Linked DNA regions of Homo sapiens: region 1 is linked to region 2. A link is an interaction called in ENCODE POLR2A ChIA-PET data of the cell type or tissue named here. Cell type or tissue: PC-3. All regions are shown on one strand. Each heading gives the region's core, and the rest is flanking DNA. Links, peaks and the distances in the headings are about the cores only.

Region 1 (5,568 bases), core at 1,074-5,073, 810 kb before region 2:
GAGAGAATATTATTCTCAAATATATCCAACTGATTTTGAGAATAATAGTCTCTTAGCATTCCCTGGTATGATATTTTATTATAAATTTGTTAAACATTGAAGAAAGACTAACTGAATGTTCAAAACTTCAGCATAGTGATGGAACTGCCCACTTGTGGCACAAACGGTGGTTTGACTGCCAGCATCTGTTCCAGTCTCTCTGTAGTGTGCCTTCCTGTACTGCAGAGGCTGGAAGGCTAAATATTTCATTTCCCAGAAAACCTTGCATCTGGAGATTCCCATGTGGTTTAGTTTCTGCCAATCAGGAGCACCTGCAGGAGACTTAAATTTGGAAATATAACATCCACTTGCTAGTATTAGGTGGGGTGGGCTCGGGAGGCTGTGGTCCTGGTGGCAGCTTTCTGTCCCTGGGTTATGGCTATTGTGGTGTGATCCTTGGCACAACTTCTTGGTTACAGCAGTGGTAAGATGTTCCTTAGCAGGGCAATTCTGTGGCTGTGTTTTGGAAGTCATTCCTGCTCCTCAGGCCCTTCCAACAATTTTTTAAGAACCTAACTCCTAGCACTAAATCCATTCCTAGATAAAGTGGTGCTAGAAATGTTTCTGTTATTCACAGTTGAGTACTGACTGATTCAATTCCTCCCACCTCTGACTTTTAGCATGTTTTCTTTAGCCTTATAAATTTTAAGATTTGGGGTGATTTTGGAGTAAATAGTCATTTTTTCTCAAATAGGAGTCATACACTAAAATAACAGAAATTTCTCTTTTTTCTGGATCTACTCAAGATAGGAACAAATTACCTTCCCTCTGAAGCACATAACATGAACAAAATTCCAGAATATTGAAGGCCTTGGAGTTGAATTTTATAAATACCTTTTCTTTTCTTTTTCCTTTACCTTAAACCTGTTATTTGTGTGTTTGTAAGGGACAATTTATCTAAAATGTAAAGGATTAGCACTTGTGGCTGGAAATAAACTAATTTCCTAAGACCTGCTATAGGTTAGTAAAGATAAACGGAAGACTTTCATTCTTCATTAAGGTATCTACATTAACTTACTGAGGAGGTAGAGTAAAATATTTTAACTGCCTTAACGAGCTTAGAAATTGTTGTGTGGCCACTTGAAGTAACTTAGAAAAATATTATTTAGCATATTATTATGGAATTTTGACAGGTTAGTAACTATCAAACATAAAGAAATGTTTACATTGTTAATAATTCTACATGTACAAAACTATTTACATCTATTCTTTTTTAAAAAAATTTTGAATGACTGAACTCAAATATGCAGAATAACCATGAGAGACCTAACTATTATGATGACATTTAGTATTGCATTATTGTTAGACTCAGACATTTTTATTTTCTTAAAGCCAAAAATAAAAAATTCTATCTAAATATTAAGGATTTTAACATCAAATCAATTGAAAATTGGCCTCCAGCTCCATTATTACAATTCAATACAGATTGTTTAAAAAACATTAGCATTCCCTTTAAATATGGCACTGTTTACTTTAAGGAATAAGTATTTGCAGGCTTATTGTGACTTCCCCATAAGTGCTTTCCTTGCAGCACCTAAGACATTGCTTTATACAGACTAAAAACTGAGTTGTCTTAAAAGATATATTAAATAATGAGCTGATTATGGATGACAGCTTATAAGCAGTTCAATTTTAGTTTTTCAGTTGTAAATTTTCTTTTCAAATCTCTAAGATTGCTTTATATACAGAGGTAGGTAATCAAAGGTAAGAAATCTTTATAACCTGCAGGGTAATGTGAGTCATGCAGATGCCTCACTTCTTCCTTCTGTGTTGTCCTCGATGATCAGGAGTTTTCTATTTTGTATATGAATGTTTCTATGAATGTTTCTATGCTGTACTCTTGGGCTGAAGTGATCCTCCCGCCTCAGCATCTCAGCATCCTGAGTAGCTGGGATGAGAGGTGTATGCTAACACGCCCGGTTAAACTTTGTTTGTTTTATTTTTTGCAGGAATGAGGTCTTGCTATGTTGTCCAGGTTAGTGTAGAACTCCTGGCCTCAAGTGATCCTCCTGTCTCAGGCTTCCAAGGTGCTGAGATTACAGGCATGGGCCACTGTGCCCTGCAAGATACTTAATATTAACTCACACACATTATGTTGTTTAAACATGGCTTATATGCTATGCTACATGAAACATTTAATCAAGCTCAAGTATTCCTCTATTATCAAATATGTGAATGGGTCCAATTTTTTTCCTGCTATGAATAGTGGTGAAAAGTCTTAATTTTGGGGTTAATTTTTGTTAATTTTCCTCAAAGTGAAATTAACAAGTCAGTGGGCATGAACCATTTTATTCATTATTCTTTTATCAATTATTATTTATTTCTTAATTTATGTCAGAAATCGTGTTCACTGCTGGGCATATGGTGGTGATTACTGAAAAATAAAAAAAAGGTTTTTGCCCTTAATTTTGTAGGTCTGGTCACACATGCCAGGTTGCTCTCCAGAGAGTGAACAATTTACAAAACACTCAACTATTCTCATTCCCTCCAACTTTACCAGCATTGGTTATAAAATTTTATTTCCTTTTTTCTAGTTTAATAACTATGTCATGGCACCTGAAAATTATTTTGATTAGCAATTGTTTAGTTGCAAGTAAAGTGTGCATTTCTTCAAAAATCATCAATTTATTCATCTTTTCTCTTTTGTTTTAATAGGATAATTGGTAAATTATTTTCCCTTTTATTAAATAGGAATTTCTCTTTTTTTCTCTAGTTTCTTAGAATTCTACTTTGAGTTTTAAATAGACAGTAATCAGACATAGTAGAAGAATAAAGTTTGACAATTCTAATAAATACCCTTCTTGGAATAGGAAATAGAATGAATTTAAAGACGTTAAAGCAATCATAATAAAGTTGGCTTAAATGATTAAAAATCTCCATGAGCACAGATAGCATTTTTGCTTATCCATGAATATATAACACTGATTTTTCAACAAACATAGCTAGAAGAAATAGAGCATAATAAGGTAATTAATGAGTCCTTTAGGAAACAAAGCTACATTAAACACATTTTTATTTACTTAAGAAAAAAAAACAACAAAAAAAAGAAAAAACCTCAAAGCAAAAGTGATCTTTATCAAATCATCATTGAATAGACTTCTTCTTCAGGAGCTTACAGAGATATTTTGAATTTAAAAAACCTCTTGGTCTGACAGTAACTTAAGCAGGTATCCTGATTCATTAACAACAATGTCACAGCTGCAGCACTAACATAGCCACCAAGCAACTTTAGATTGTTGGTTCAGCTGAGACAGCTCAGCTTGTAAATCAGATCTACCCTGGCTGGCTTTGATTGAGTCAGCGCCTCTCCTTCCTAGAGCTTCAAAGGCTTTCCTAGGAGTCTTTCCTATCAGTCATGGGCCCTTTGGCTTCCTCTCTCAGGAACTCTCCTCTGGTAGGTTTTGTTTTGTATTCTAAGGGAAAAGATTGAATATGGAAATTCTTTGGAGGGTGGGGGGTGCAAAACACCACACAAAAATAAGGAACAACAAAACTCACAAAACTTGGCCCGTAACAGAAGTTCTTTTTTTTTTTTAATTTTGGAAACCTGCAAAATGGCATTTGAGTTATTTCTTTTCTCCCTCAAGAGTTTCTTTTTCTGCTAACTTGTAGATTTCCTCACCCAATCTCTCTCTCTCCAGGGCCCAAACACATACACAGACACACAGACACACAGACACACACACACACCCCCACAGTTGATGTGTTGATGTGATGGTACTGAAACTGATACAATCTTTAAAAATAAATTCCTAGAACTTAATGAAATTACTGTTATTTGATCATTGGTTAATCCAAGATAAAGTCAAAAATCTATCTTCCTTCAATAGGAAACTTCATAAATGTATAAATTCTGTAAACCGGAAAGTGACTGAGGCAGGTCTTAATTGATTAGACGTTTCTTTAGCCAAGGTTGAGAGGACGTGCTTGGGAAAAAACACAAATCACAGGAGCACCTGTGACCTATGCTTTTTCCAAAGGGGATTTTGGGAACTGCAATATGTAAAGGGAAAGGAGCAAGCAGGAGGGGAAAAAAAGAAGGGAATTTAGGCAGTGAGGTTCTCATTAGCTTCAGTAAATCTACATTTTACATGTGAAAAGAGAGTAGAGGAAAAGTTAATTATGCGTTGTCATGCTCAGTAAATCTATATTTAACTTTTTAAAAATTTAAATAGGTTTATGGGGGACAGGTGGTGTTTGGTTACATGAATAAGTTCTTTTTTTTTTTTTTTTTTTTAAGCAGAGTCTCACTCTGTAGCCCCTGCTGGAGTGCAGTGGAGCGATGTTGGTGATCTGCCTCCCAGGTAAAGCAATTCTCGTGCCTCAGACTCCTGAATAGCTGGGACTACAGGCCTGTACCACCACACCCAGCTAGGTTTTGTATTTTTAGTAGAGATGGGGTGTTGCCATGGTGGCCAGGCTGGTCTCAAACTCCTGACCTCAAGTGATCCACCCGCCTTGGCCTCCCAAAGTGCTGGGATTACAGGCATGAATCACTGTGCCTGGCCCATGAATAAGTTCCTTAGTAGTGATTTCTGAGATTTTGGTGGACCCACCACCTGAGCAGTGCACACTGTACCTAATGTGTAGTCTTTTATCCCTCACCCCCTCATACCCTTTCTCCCGAGTCCCCAAAGTCCAGTGTATCATTCTTATGCCTTTACATCCTCATATCTTAGCTCCAGCTTAAGAGTGAGAACATAACGATGTTTGGTTTTTCACTCCTGAGTTACTTCACTTAGAATAATGGTCTCCAATTCCATCCTGGTTGCTGCAAATGCTATTATTTCATTCCTTTTTATGGCTGAGTAATATTACATAATATATATATATACCACATTTTCTTTGTCCAGTCATTGATGATTGATGGGCATTTGGGCTGGTTCTGTATTCTTGCAATTGTGAATTGTGCTGCTATAAACGTGTGTGTAAGTATCTTTATCCTATAATGACTTCTCTTCCTCTGGGTGGATACCCAGTAGTGGGATTGCTGGATCAAATGGTAGATCTACTTTTAGTTCTTTAAGGAATATCCACACTGTTTTCCATAGTGGTTGTACTAGTTTACGTTCCCACCAACAGTATGAAAGTGTTCCCATTTCACCACATCCATGCCAACATCTATTATTTTTTGATTATGGCCATTCTTGCAGGAGTAAAGTGGTATTTATTGCACTGTGGTTTTGCTTTGCATTTCCCTGATAATTACTGATGTTGAGCATTTTTTCATGTTTGTTGGCCATTTGTATATCTTCTTTTGAGAATTGTCTATTCATGTCCTTAGCCCACTTTCTGATGAAATTTTTTTTTTTTCTTGCTGATTTGAGTTCTTTGTAGATTCTGGATATTAGTCTATTCTTGGAAGTATAGCTTGAGACAGTTTTCTCCCAATCTATGGATTGTCTGTTTGCTCTGCTGATTTATTTCTTTTGCTGTGCAGAAACTTTTTAGTTTAAGTAAGTCCCATCTATTTATCTTTGTTTTTGTTGCATTTGCTTTTGGGTTCTTGGTCATGAAGTCTTTGCCTAA
Region 2 (5,568 bases), core at 700-4,699:
TCATATACTCTGATTTGAGCGCCAATCATCTGCTTCTGCACAGGATTGTACTTTGGTTACATCTAGAGTTACTTTGCCCATTTCTTAGGGGAAGATATTTTTTCAAAAACATATATGAGTGCATTGCATGTCTACTCTGCACCAGAAAATTTGTTAAATTCTAGCAAGATACTGGAATGAATGCATTATCTGTGTTTTCAATAAATTTATACTAAAGACAAGGCATAAATGCAAGGAAGAAATTAAGAAATTGATACAGGTTATATGTAAAGAATAAAATACAATGGGGGCTCATGTCTGGTAAAAATTAGTTTTGGCAAAAGTGACCGGAGAAGGCTAATAAGTTGAGCCTTTCATGTTGGCTAAAATATAAACATGTGGCAATAGGAGGATAGCATTCCTGGAAGAAGAGTTAGAACAAGGTGCAGTGGAGAAAAAAAATGGGTATTAATAGTAATAATGAGTCATAAACCTTGACAGGAACATAAGCTATGTATGGGAGCACCCTGAGGAACAGACCAAAAAGTGTACCGAAGCCAGATCCTGGAGAAATTAAACATTTGTATGTTGTTCATTAGATAAGTGACCTAAATGGTATTCATTTTATGGTAATTATATTTAAATTAAACTAGAGAGTAAAAAAAAAGATCCTAAAAACGCCAAAGAAGTAATCGAATTTGGTCTGTTCATCTATGCAGGAGAAAAGTAAGGATAAATACTGATATTAAAAAGTCTGCAAAAATCATTTTCTTTTAAAAATTATTTGTTCTTTCTCTCAGGGAGAAATGCTGTAGATTTCTTTCCAATGTGCCTAAACATTTTTCCCCTTAGCTTCAAATACTGCATTCCTAAGTACATCCACAAGTTCAGGTAGAGCAAATCTTAGATGTGTATAAAAAGTTGAATGATTTTAATTTTCAAATAATACCTTCTTTTATGGCACAATGGCTGTGACAAGATTAGCCAGAATCACAGCACTCATTTTATGAAGAAAAATATGAAGTCAGTGACAGTCATTTTATTTATGCGTCTGTCTGCACATTCACGTCTAAATCCTTCTGGCATTTGAATATACAGCTTCCAAATTCAGGATCTTGTCGGGAGGCATGAGTCATTCAGAATCCAGCAGAAATGACAAGCGCTGGAAAATCTTTTTGTGGGTCCTTAATTTCAGTCTTTTATAGAGTTAGCCTTTTTATAAGCTGATGTCACTGTGGAACCAAGCAAACACCAGTAAACAGGCAAACAGCTTCTTGGCTCTCTAACATGCAAAGGCTGGTCTGGTCTAAGATTAGACATATGGAGGCCGGCTCCAAATTAAATCAGAATAGAATGATGGAATCATTTAGTTTGTGATGTAAGGAGCCCTTAGAGATGGCCTACTTGAGCATTGACACTGTGCAGACATGTTGTGGAGTACTATGGACAAACTTATGGAGTGGTAGGACTGCAATCTCACACACACATATTTTAATCAAAGCAATGTCCTCTGATCTGATCTAATTTAAATACATTTCTAGATTTTCATCTGATGAATAATTCAGAAATCTGCAAACCAAGTCCAGCAGCTTATGGAATCCAGGTTCTAGATTCATCTTATAGATTATGCAACAGTTAGAAAAAGAATAAATGGCATGTGTAGGATCACAGGTTATTTCCCCTCAGCCTTCTCTTAGAGAAGAAAAAATGGTTAACAATGTAGTCTGTAGTATTTATGATAGCGTAAGTTAACTTTAAATGTCAGTTCTTTCTCTTGTTAAGTTCTTTATCAGTTTCGTGTTCATGTGATTTCATGCTTTCTATTTATTAATAATAATTTAGTGCATATGTTTCTCTTTTATTTAAGGAATACTCATAATTCTCTCCCTTTACTACAGAAATGGATTTGATCACTGATTTCTGTTGTTTCTATCACTCTGTGTTATCTTTATGCAAGTTATTCTATCCACCTTTTATCATTTTTAGGAAGTGACTCAAGTTACTCTAGAGAGCTATATTTGGAACAACCCACAAGTTATGTATGAACTTAGATACCAATTTAATATCCATATTATAATTAACATATTTGCCAAAACTAATTGAAATGTACATTTTGACAAAAACGTGTATATTCCTATGGGCAACTAGACAGAATATTTGACTGTTCCAGAAAATCTGGGAGAAAATTTTAATATATTTATGTGGATTTAACAGTGACTTGGCTTAGACAGGTCTTAAGTCAACAGTGACTTAGCTAATGACTTAGACTGACAAGTATTGATCAATGATAAGTATCCATTATTGAATTATGGACTCTAAGGGATACAAAATAAGTAGCAGAAAGAATCTTCTCAATTTTACAAAATAATGAGCAAAATAAAGCATATTTAAAGATAGCAATTAGAGAATGATACACAAATGTAATTACAGCTTACCATATATGTGAACAGATCGATTTCAGAAAGTGAAAGAGAGTTTGGGACAAGGAGTCCATTAAACACATGGCTGAAGCTATAAACTTGATTTGGACTTTGAAGGAAAAATGTAGTTTGGATATAGTACCTAACACAGAAGTCTTACGCATAGAAGATACAAAATATTTCTTGAAGTAAACATTCTTCCAGAGAAGCAGGAAAAGCATGGAGTGACCATGAAGTTTCACTGTTCCTATAAAACAGTGGGAACAGAGAGAACACCCCTGTGCCATAGTAACTCTGAACCTTTTCTGTGTACCTTAGACTTACCCATTTATAAAACAGTTAGTCCAGTAAATAGTGAAAGTGAGAGAAAGTTCGTCTTCAAGTCTCAAAGTAAGCTACTAAAACGACGTATTGAAAAGACAGGATCTGGTCGGGCGCGGTGGCTCATGCTTGTAATCCCCGCACTTTGAAAGGACGAGGCAGGTGGATCAACTGAGGTTGGGAGTTAGAGACAAGCCTGGCCAACATGGTGAAAACCTGTCTTACTAAAAATACACAAATTAGCCAGATGTGGTGGCTTCTGCCTGTAATCCCAGCTACTTGGGAAGCTGAAGCATGAAAATCGCGTGAATCCTGGAGACGGAGGTTGCAGTGAGCCAAAATCACACCACTGCACTCCAGCCTCAGACTACTGACTGCATTCCAGCAACAGACTGAGACCCTGTCTCAATAAGAAAAAAAGAAAAAAAAAAGACACAATTTTAAAAAGTTAGTCCTTATATAAGACTTAGTGCATCCAAAACTGTGGAAGTCATGTAGAATAATACGTTCTTATATTAAAATCTATTATGGCTGCACACAGATATTGACAGGAAAAACTGACCATTTGAAGTTGATACTTATATAGTGAAAAGTTAACTCTTAGGAAGAAAAATATGAAAAATTAACAATCAGAAAGAATATGTACATATTATCAATTTTATTAGTGATAAAATAATTTTGTAAATAGAAATTATAAGAACACCATTTATGCACAAATAAAAAGAAAGTATTTATAAAACAAATTATCCCTAACACAAATGAGACTATCTTAGAAATATTATACACAGTATAGCTAAAAGACTAATTCCTATTCTATCTAAAAAAATAAAATAAAATGGATGCATTTTTAAAAGCAAGTTTGCTCTGACCTACCTAAAAGTTAGGCTTTGGGTGAATAAGAAGATATAACACCTTTTTTATTTTGTATAGAAAAAGTCTTTGCTTGTTTGATATAGTAAGATTTATATGATAGTATTTTATAAGAACTAGCCCCATATTAGCAGAAAAAAAGGTGAAAACAGAAAGAAATAAAGCAATTTCTGTCATGTGGCCAAATGCATGTAGCCAAAACTAAACACTTAAGTATGAATACTTTCAGATTTTATTTTCCCCTGTATTTGCATTGCTTTTAAGTGTTACTTTTTTTTTTTACAATCTTCTTTTGTATATAAAAGGGCAAACAACTTTGTTCGTGTCTGAGGAATAGTTCCTGGTAAACCCTCTTTCAGCCACCTGGTTTTGAAATAAATGACTTTCACTCCTTCTGCAATAGTAATCTGTTCTTGATTTTAAAAAGATGTTTAGAAAAAGAAAACAAAATACTTGTTCACCTACATGAGCCTGGAGTAATATGATATAGCAGTTGTGTTGCATTTTTGGGGAACTGAGAAAATCATTTTTCTTCTGCTCACTTTGAAAATAATAAGAGCCCTTTGCAATGTAATCTCCCTGAGGAAACAACACGGGGACCTCCACAGGCAAACCACTTTTCTAGCCCCTGCCTTTCTAATCTAAATCTTTCCATCAATATCTGATATATTCTGTCAACCTTGATGACTGTCTTGGAATGTAATTCCAAATTTACTCTCAGCATTTTATTTGCAAGAGCACAAATATCAGAGTCCTTTGATTTTTTTAGAGATTGGCTTAATCTTTAACACTAGACTTGGAATGTTGCTATGTGGGGCTCTACATTTGAAAGCAAAACACTTGGCAGGGAATTAACTTTAGCCCTTAGTGGTTGGAATTGACCCCCTCAGTTTCCAAATCTTTTTCTTTTGTTTCTAACATAGAAACTCATTTAAATGAAAGAGAATATATTTTCTTTTGTACAAATTTTGATGGATCATATTCTTTCTCACCAGTCGATTGCAAATGGGAAAGTACATCAGTAAAATCATTACATTTTAGTCACTTATCTTGAATGAGTAGAAACTAAGGGAGCTCCAAACAAACAAACCATGCAGAAAACCAAAATAAAGTAAAAACAGTCTGAACAAGTGGTTTTCACACATTCAAACTATAATTGTAAATCAGATGTCTTTTGGCACAAATTATTAGATTAAAGAAATGTGGGAGATATTAATGTGAGACATAAAATTTACTGTAATCTCTTCTTGTGTCTTGGACTTTGTCTGCAGTGGCAAAGTTTGGAGAAGCAAGTGAGTATTCATTTTTTCTACTGAGTAAATCATTGTGGAAACTAGTGAGCCTGAATATTCAGATTCCTTTCCCTCGAATTCTTGTCTCACTTTCATATTTTATTGTCAAAAATATTATATTAACTGACTTCTTTTTCTCCTCAAACATAACTTTGACATGTAAGGATCTTGTTCCAAAGTAACAAAAGTTAATGACACTGTGTTAGAGTTCAAAAGAAACTTGTCAATTAACCAAACCCCTCTTTTAGAGGTAGGAAAATTGTGAATGAAGGAAGTCATCACTTCTAGCTGGTAGTAAGGCCAGATATAGACCAGAAGTCTCCTTGATCTCCTACCTGAAAACAGGACTTATACCACATTTGCTTGTGTGGGTTGGGAAAGTCATTTGATTGTGTTTCATTTTACTGTGTTTCTCAGATACTGCATTTTTTTTCTTTTTTTTTACAAATTGACAAATTGAAGGTTTGTGGCAATGCCGCATCAAACAAGTCTACATGTGCCATTCTCCCGACAGCCTGTGCTCACTTCTTGTCTCTGTGTTACACTTCGGTAATTCTTACAATATTTCAAACCCTTTCATTATTATTCTATTTGTTATGCTGATCCATGATCAGTGATCTTTGATGTTTATATTGTAATTGTTTGGAGGCACCAAGAACCATGTTCATATAGAACTGTGAACTTAA

The links. ChIA-PET counts read pairs that join two places held together with the same protein. Peaks named below come from ENCODE experiments on the same cell type or tissue, not always from the same donor. Only the 100,000 strongest peaks of a DNase experiment are listed, where the experiment ranks them.
Region 1: POLR2A ChIA-PET joins it to region 2 with 5 read pairs; 1 of 35 experiments calls an interaction of 5 or more read pairs at or near these places.

What each region holds. Positions count from the first base shown.
Region 1 is chr7:88,374,309-88,379,876 of GRCh38, forward strand. No RefSeq gene overlaps it. Among named protein-coding and RNA genes, the nearest start is that of STEAP4, 70 kb to the left of the region's middle. In PC-3, for the core only: no CTCF peak of the experiment used is centred there; a DNase peak (open chromatin) is centred at 3,333.
Region 2 is chr7:89,182,752-89,188,319 of GRCh38, forward strand. All of the region lies in intron 1 of ZNF804B (zinc finger protein 804B), which reads left to right. Among named protein-coding and RNA genes, the nearest start is that of TEX47, 390 kb to the left of the region's middle. In PC-3, for the core only: no CTCF peak of the experiment used is centred there; no DNase peak of the experiment used is centred there; H3K4me3 peaks cover 807 bases; H3K27me3 peaks cover 404 bases.